Linked DNA regions of Homo sapiens: region 2 is linked to region 1. A link is a loop called in an ENCODE intact Hi-C map of the cell type or tissue named here. Cell type or tissue: PC-3. All regions are shown on one strand. Each heading gives the region's core, and the rest is flanking DNA. Links, peaks and the distances in the headings are about the cores only. Region 1 overlaps RABGAP1L (RAB GTPase activating protein 1 like). Region 2 overlaps RABGAP1L (RAB GTPase activating protein 1 like).

Region 1 (2,929 bases), core at 126-2,625:
CTCATATGTTAAGAAAAGTTGTTCAATGGCCACCAAATAGTAAGTGTTCATTAAATGTTGGCCATTATTATTGCTCTTTTATATCCAGTTATTAAATAAAGCTTAATATGTGATATCCAACATGGGTAATCAAGAAAAGGAAAAGAATATTAAAAGTTTTCATGACTTGAGAACAGTTTTCATACATTCTTTAAAATACATAGGATTTTATTGGTGCAATGTGCAGTTATTAATTCCATATTACAACAAATTTAGCCAATGCTCTAACTTTATAAACTTTTATATACTTTTTATTGATTTAGTCAAGTATTTAAAAAGAAGCAGTAGAGAGTAAGAATATGTGTTCTAGTACTAGATGTACTTAGTTAAAAAGTAATTTTATAGCCTTGGTCAAGTTATGTAACTTTTGTACCTCAGTTTCCTCAACTGAAAAATGAAGATAATAGTACCTATACCTCAGAAATACCACCTAGAACAGTGCCTGGCACTGAGAAAGTGCTAAGTAAGGAGTAAGTAGCTAAGTATAAAGCTCTGTATTCCAAGCACTATAGTAGATGCTGGGGATTCTGGGATAAACAACATAGTGCTTGTTATCAAAAGGGTCAAGACAGACAACTGCAGTATAATTTGCAAAATATCTAGATATAAACAACCCTTAAACCCTTGGATGCACACAGAAATGGCTTCTTTCATAATATATTTTTCAAAAAAAAAAACAGAATATTGGCCAGGCATGGTGGCTCACACTTGTAATCCCAGCACTTTGGGAGGCTGAGGCAAGAAGATCACTTGAAGCCAGGAGTTTGGGACCAGCCCAGACAACTAAGCGAGACCCCGTCTCTATGAAAGATAAATAAGACAACATAAAATTAGCCCAGAGTAGTGGTGGACACCTGTAGTCCCAGCTACTTGGGAGGCTGAGGCAGGAGGATAGCCTGACCCCAGGAGTTCAAGGCTGCAGTGAGCTATGATCACATCACTGCACTCCAGTCTGGGCAACACAGCGAGGTCCTGTCACCAAAAACAAACAAAAAAAAACCCAGAATGTTGATAATTTTACATAATTTAAATAATGATTTTAAAAATTTTTTAATGATAAATTTTATTTTCTCGTTCAGAAGATAAAAATTATGTAATTTGAAGGATTTTCTTTCACACCAATGCTTTTATATTACAAATTAACTTTGTCAGCAGCAGTTATTAAAGATTTGGGTCAGGCACAGTGGCTCACGCCTATAATCCCAGCACTTTGGGAAGCCAAGCACTTTAGGAAGCCAAGTCAAGATCACTTGAACTCAGGAGTTCAAGACCAGCCTGGGCAGCATAGGGAGACCCCCATCTCTCCAAAAAAAAGATGTTTAATTAGCTAAGAATGATGGCATGTGCCTGTAGTCTCAGCTCCTCAGGAGGCTGAGATGGGAGGATCGCTTGAGCCTAGGCAATGAAAGATGTAGTAAGCCATGATCACACCACTGCACTCCAGGCTGGGTGACAGAGTGAGACCCAGTCTAACAAAAAAGATTCAGAGGTGTTAAGAATTTTCTTGGTAAGGCTGCCACCTGCTGGACTACCTTAAATTCCACTGTTTACAGTCTGATTTAAACATATTAAATACCACATTTAATCCAATGAAATGCAAATGTTTCTTTTACCAATATAGAAAAATCCAAGAATTTACTAAATCTTCTGTATCACAGGTAATTTGGTCTGTTATGCTGAACAAAGTATTGTTTAGGGAAGAGTCATTCACCTGAAGAAATCTTAGTCAATTAACATTTGGATGTTTACAGAGATTATCTGACAGAATCAGTGGAAAAGGAAGCAATGAAATTTAACATGGATTCAGTAATTACTGTTGGATATATGAGTCCAAGGTTGCAAGTGTTAGATATTAGCATCAGCAAAATAGTTGTTAAAATAAAAACAATGTAATTTAGCCATTCCACAAGTATACATATCTCAAAACATGTACACAATAATACAACTCTTCTGTGTCAATTAACAAAGAAATAAAACCAATATAGCATTTATGTATTCAAAGTAACTTTAAAAACAATTGTCCTAATGTGTACAAATGTGTACTCGTGTTTTTGGTAAAATATCCAATGTTAGTAGCATATACTGATTCAAAAGGCATTTTCTCTCAACTCAGGCAGAAGTTGACATAATGTGCTCTGGAAAAAATGCCTTAAAATTATTCAAAAAGTAGTTTTAAGGATGATGAAGATATCAATATTAAAGATTATGAGAGTCTGATAAAATTGTTGTATGAATATAAGGGTGGGCAAAAAGTAACATTTCTAAGTTATTGTTTTGTGTAATATATTTAAATGTGTGTGCAAATGTTCTACCCAGTTAGCAAAGAACATATATATAATTAGGCATTCAACTATTTCACCTATATTTGTCTAGGTTTCTATATTCAAGTTGATCAAACATGGAACTTACTGAGAAAAGGAAGGATTGCATTCCTTTACATTTAGGCACAGTTCAGGCATAATATACCACTTAATCATAAAAGTCCAAGATTTTAAAATAACGCTTATTCAAAGTTAAATTAACTCAATACCTAGTACTTCTTTGTCTGTGTTGCTACAGACTTTTTAAATTGAAAGATGCTTTGTTATGCTAAAAAGGAAGTGCTCAAAAAAATGATGCAGGCATGTCATAAAGATAGGGTTCGAAGGGGCTCCAACTGGTTGATTCTAGGGCAATTTGAACACCAAAATAATCAGGTACTTCAGTCAATTATATAGTACTGGGGGGAGGAGGTGGGGTTAAATTTAGGAATCTATATCAATAACAAGTAGTTAAATGGAAGAAAAGGGAAAGCTCTGGTTTACATCAGAATGCCAAGGACTGAATACAAAATGTAGAGAGAAGGCAAGAGTTGAGAAATTAATCATTTTGCAATCATCATAGTACAGAC
Region 2 (2,929 bases), core at 114-2,613, 470 kb before region 1:
TGGACAATAAATAACTGGGTTTTGAATATAATTCTCTTTAATAATTTCTCTCAGCAATGTTACTGCTGTATAACATTGGTAGAAATGACAAAATGTAACTGCTGACTAATAAAATTTAGTGCTGAGAGTAAAGAATAAGAAATTAGTCTGGAATGTCTTCTGGAGACAGACTCTGGATTCCTTTCCTCTTCTACAAAGAAATACAGTTCTGATGACTGGCACATGAGATTACCCAAAAAAGAAAATCAGATTTTGGTGGATTATTTTTCTTTTGTTTTTTAAAAAAATTTATTTTAAGTAACACATAATAATTGTGCATATTATTGCTTACAATGTGATGTTTCAAAACATATACATTGTGTAATGTTAAAATCAGGCTAATCAGCATATCCATCACCTGAAACATTTGTCATTTTTTTGTGGTGTGAAGACACAGAACCTTTTATTCTTGTCATTTTAAGATATACAATAACTTATTGTTGACTATAGTCACCCTACCATGCAATAGAATACCAGAACTTGTTCTTTCTTTCTAATTGTAATTTTATACCTTTCAGTCATCCTCTTCCCATCCATCTCCATCTTTACTAGTTGTTTTTCTGTTTGTTGTTTTCCAAAGCTTTGCTACAGAAAAGGCATTCTGTGGGGGCAGTATCAGCAATGCTTAAGTAAAAGTTAGATGTGCAGACTATGAGGTTCCATATCCTATAACCACCAATAAAATCCGAATCAGCATTTAAATAGGATCACCATATGATTCAAATGCATGCTAACATTTTGAGGCCCACTTACTGAAGTTCCTTCTGGCTCAAAGAGTTTATGATCCTATAGCAATGAAATCTGATTCTTAACAAAGGTGTCTTTGAAATAAGGTAAAAGGGAAACTCACTGAACCTGGAAACAACATTTTAGCGAAAGGAAAGGATTGTGCTATGCATATGACAAGTGTTATCTCATTTAATCCTCAGAAAAACCTTAAGAAATTGATATTATTATCTTCTTCTTATGGAGAAGGAAACAGAGGTGCTAAGGGCTGAAATTATTTGCCTAAGGTTGCATAGACTGTAAGCAGAAGCTTACAAGAAAGGTGCCTGAGGAGTCACAAAAAACAAACCAAATGAGTCAACTAACAAATGTTTACCGATTACTTCTATTCTGAGCAAAAACAAAATTAAGACAGAACACGATGAGTACCAAAATCTTGTGATTCATGTAAGTACTAAAAATAATCAGATATAAAAATAATTTTTACATAAAAAGAAACAAGCCACAGGCCACAAAGTTTCAAACGGGCCACACTACTGCTTTTTTCATTTCATGTATTTTGACATTTTTCTTTTAGACACTGTATTTCTATTATGTGTAGTGCTTCAAAATATAAAATACTTCCCACAAACAGCAGATGGCACCATACATAAGAGAAGGAATGACAAAAAGTCAGAAAAATCAAGCTAACAAAATTTCTATCTCTTAGAAAATGACTTAAATTTTCTAACTAGCCTTATAATAGTAATAGATAAATTAAAAGACCTCATTTTGATAATTCAGTAATGATGAAGTTATTTTTTTCCCTCTCTTTATCCTAGCAATTAGACCACCAGGAAAGGAAGTTACTTTTGATTCAACCTTGCTGATAACAAAAACAAAATTATGTGAAAAATAAAAAAAAAAGATGTACCCTAATTTATAAAAAGTCTTCCAAGGCTGGGCATGGTGGCATACACCTGTAATCCCAGTGAGTCACTTGGGAGGCTGTGGAGAGAGGATTGCATAAACCCAGGACTTTGAGACTGGACTGGGCAATATAGAAAAAAAAAATCTGCTGAAAATTAACTAATAAGAAGAGCTAGAGAGATGTTAGCCCAAAAGTCACAATATGAAAACTCCAACCCCGCAAAGATTTCTGGAAGAATAAAAATTCAAAGAGAAAATTCAAAGTGCTAAATTATTAAGCAAACACAAATCTAATACAAAAGGACCATAAAATAATTACTATACCCTCAGAATTTATTTCACTCAATAAAGATAATTCATGGTATTGAATTATCATGGGAATTTTATTTTTGTGTCACTCAAACTCACTGCAATTCTTTTGTTTGTTTGTTTTAAATATATTTATTTTTAATTTTATTATTATTATACTTTAAGTTTCAGGGTACATGCGCACAATGTGCAGGTTTGTTACATATGTATACATGTGCCATGTTGGTGTGTTGCACCCATTAACTCGTCATTTAGCATTAGGTATATCTCCCAGTGCTATCCCTCCCCCATCCCCCCAACTCATTGCAATTCTTTTCTTTAACTTCCAATGTCATAAACACTGTCCCAGAACACAATAAAAACCTCAGAGGCATGCTAAATAAAAACACTGTTACAGTATAAACGAGCCCTTCCTTTTCTTTGACCCAGCAAGCCAGCAAGCTAGCAAGCAAACAGATAGTACTTCAGAGGCTATTTCATTCTTGGACACATAAGGCACCTGCACTCTTTTTTTCAAAGACAAGAAAGTTATAGAAGGAAAAAAATGAAAGATTAAAAATGAAAATAAAAAGTAAAGTGAGGCAAAAGTTATACATGAATTCTTTCAGTTTATAATTCCACTAAATCTCTTTTCCCAAATAGAAAACTTATGGGGGAGAAAAATGGAAACCATATTTTGGAAGTAAACAACAACAACAAATAAACCTCACCAAAAGTTTCCCTGCAATATATTCCTCTTTCTCAACCTTCACACTACGTATTTAGTCTTTTGGGGATGATGTTTCCTATTTTCTTAGACAGGTATTTTTCTTGGGAGACACACCACCAATAATATTCTTAAGAGTTTAATTTAAAGTTAGCTTTGACCTTCAATTGCAAGTTCATTGCTGATACATTCAACTAACCACCATCAACTCTTACCCGAGCAGTAGCTCCTAACTGGTTT

What was found. A loop is a pair of places that touch in the nucleus more often than their neighbours do. Peaks named below come from ENCODE experiments on the same cell type or tissue, not always from the same donor. Only the 100,000 strongest peaks of a DNase experiment are listed, where the experiment ranks them.
Region 2: it touches region 1 in a loop (9-fold over the local background); 62 of 110 quality-filtered maps call a loop at or near these places.

Annotation. Positions count from the first base shown.
Region 1 is chr1:174,256,885-174,259,813 of GRCh38, reverse strand. The region is part of intron 7 of RABGAP1L (RAB GTPase activating protein 1 like); the gene reads right to left. Among named protein-coding and RNA genes, the nearest start is that of RABGAP1L, 99 kb to the right of the region's middle. In PC-3, for the core only: CTCF peaks have their summits at 1,370 and 1,569 (motif pointing left); no DNase peak of the experiment used is centred there.
Region 2 is chr1:174,725,184-174,728,112 of GRCh38, reverse strand. All of the region lies in intron 17 of RABGAP1L (RAB GTPase activating protein 1 like), which reads right to left. Among named protein-coding and RNA genes, the nearest start is that of RABGAP1L-AS1, 230 kb to the left of the region's middle. In PC-3, for the core only: a CTCF peak has its summit at 1,392 (motif pointing right); no DNase peak of the experiment used is centred there.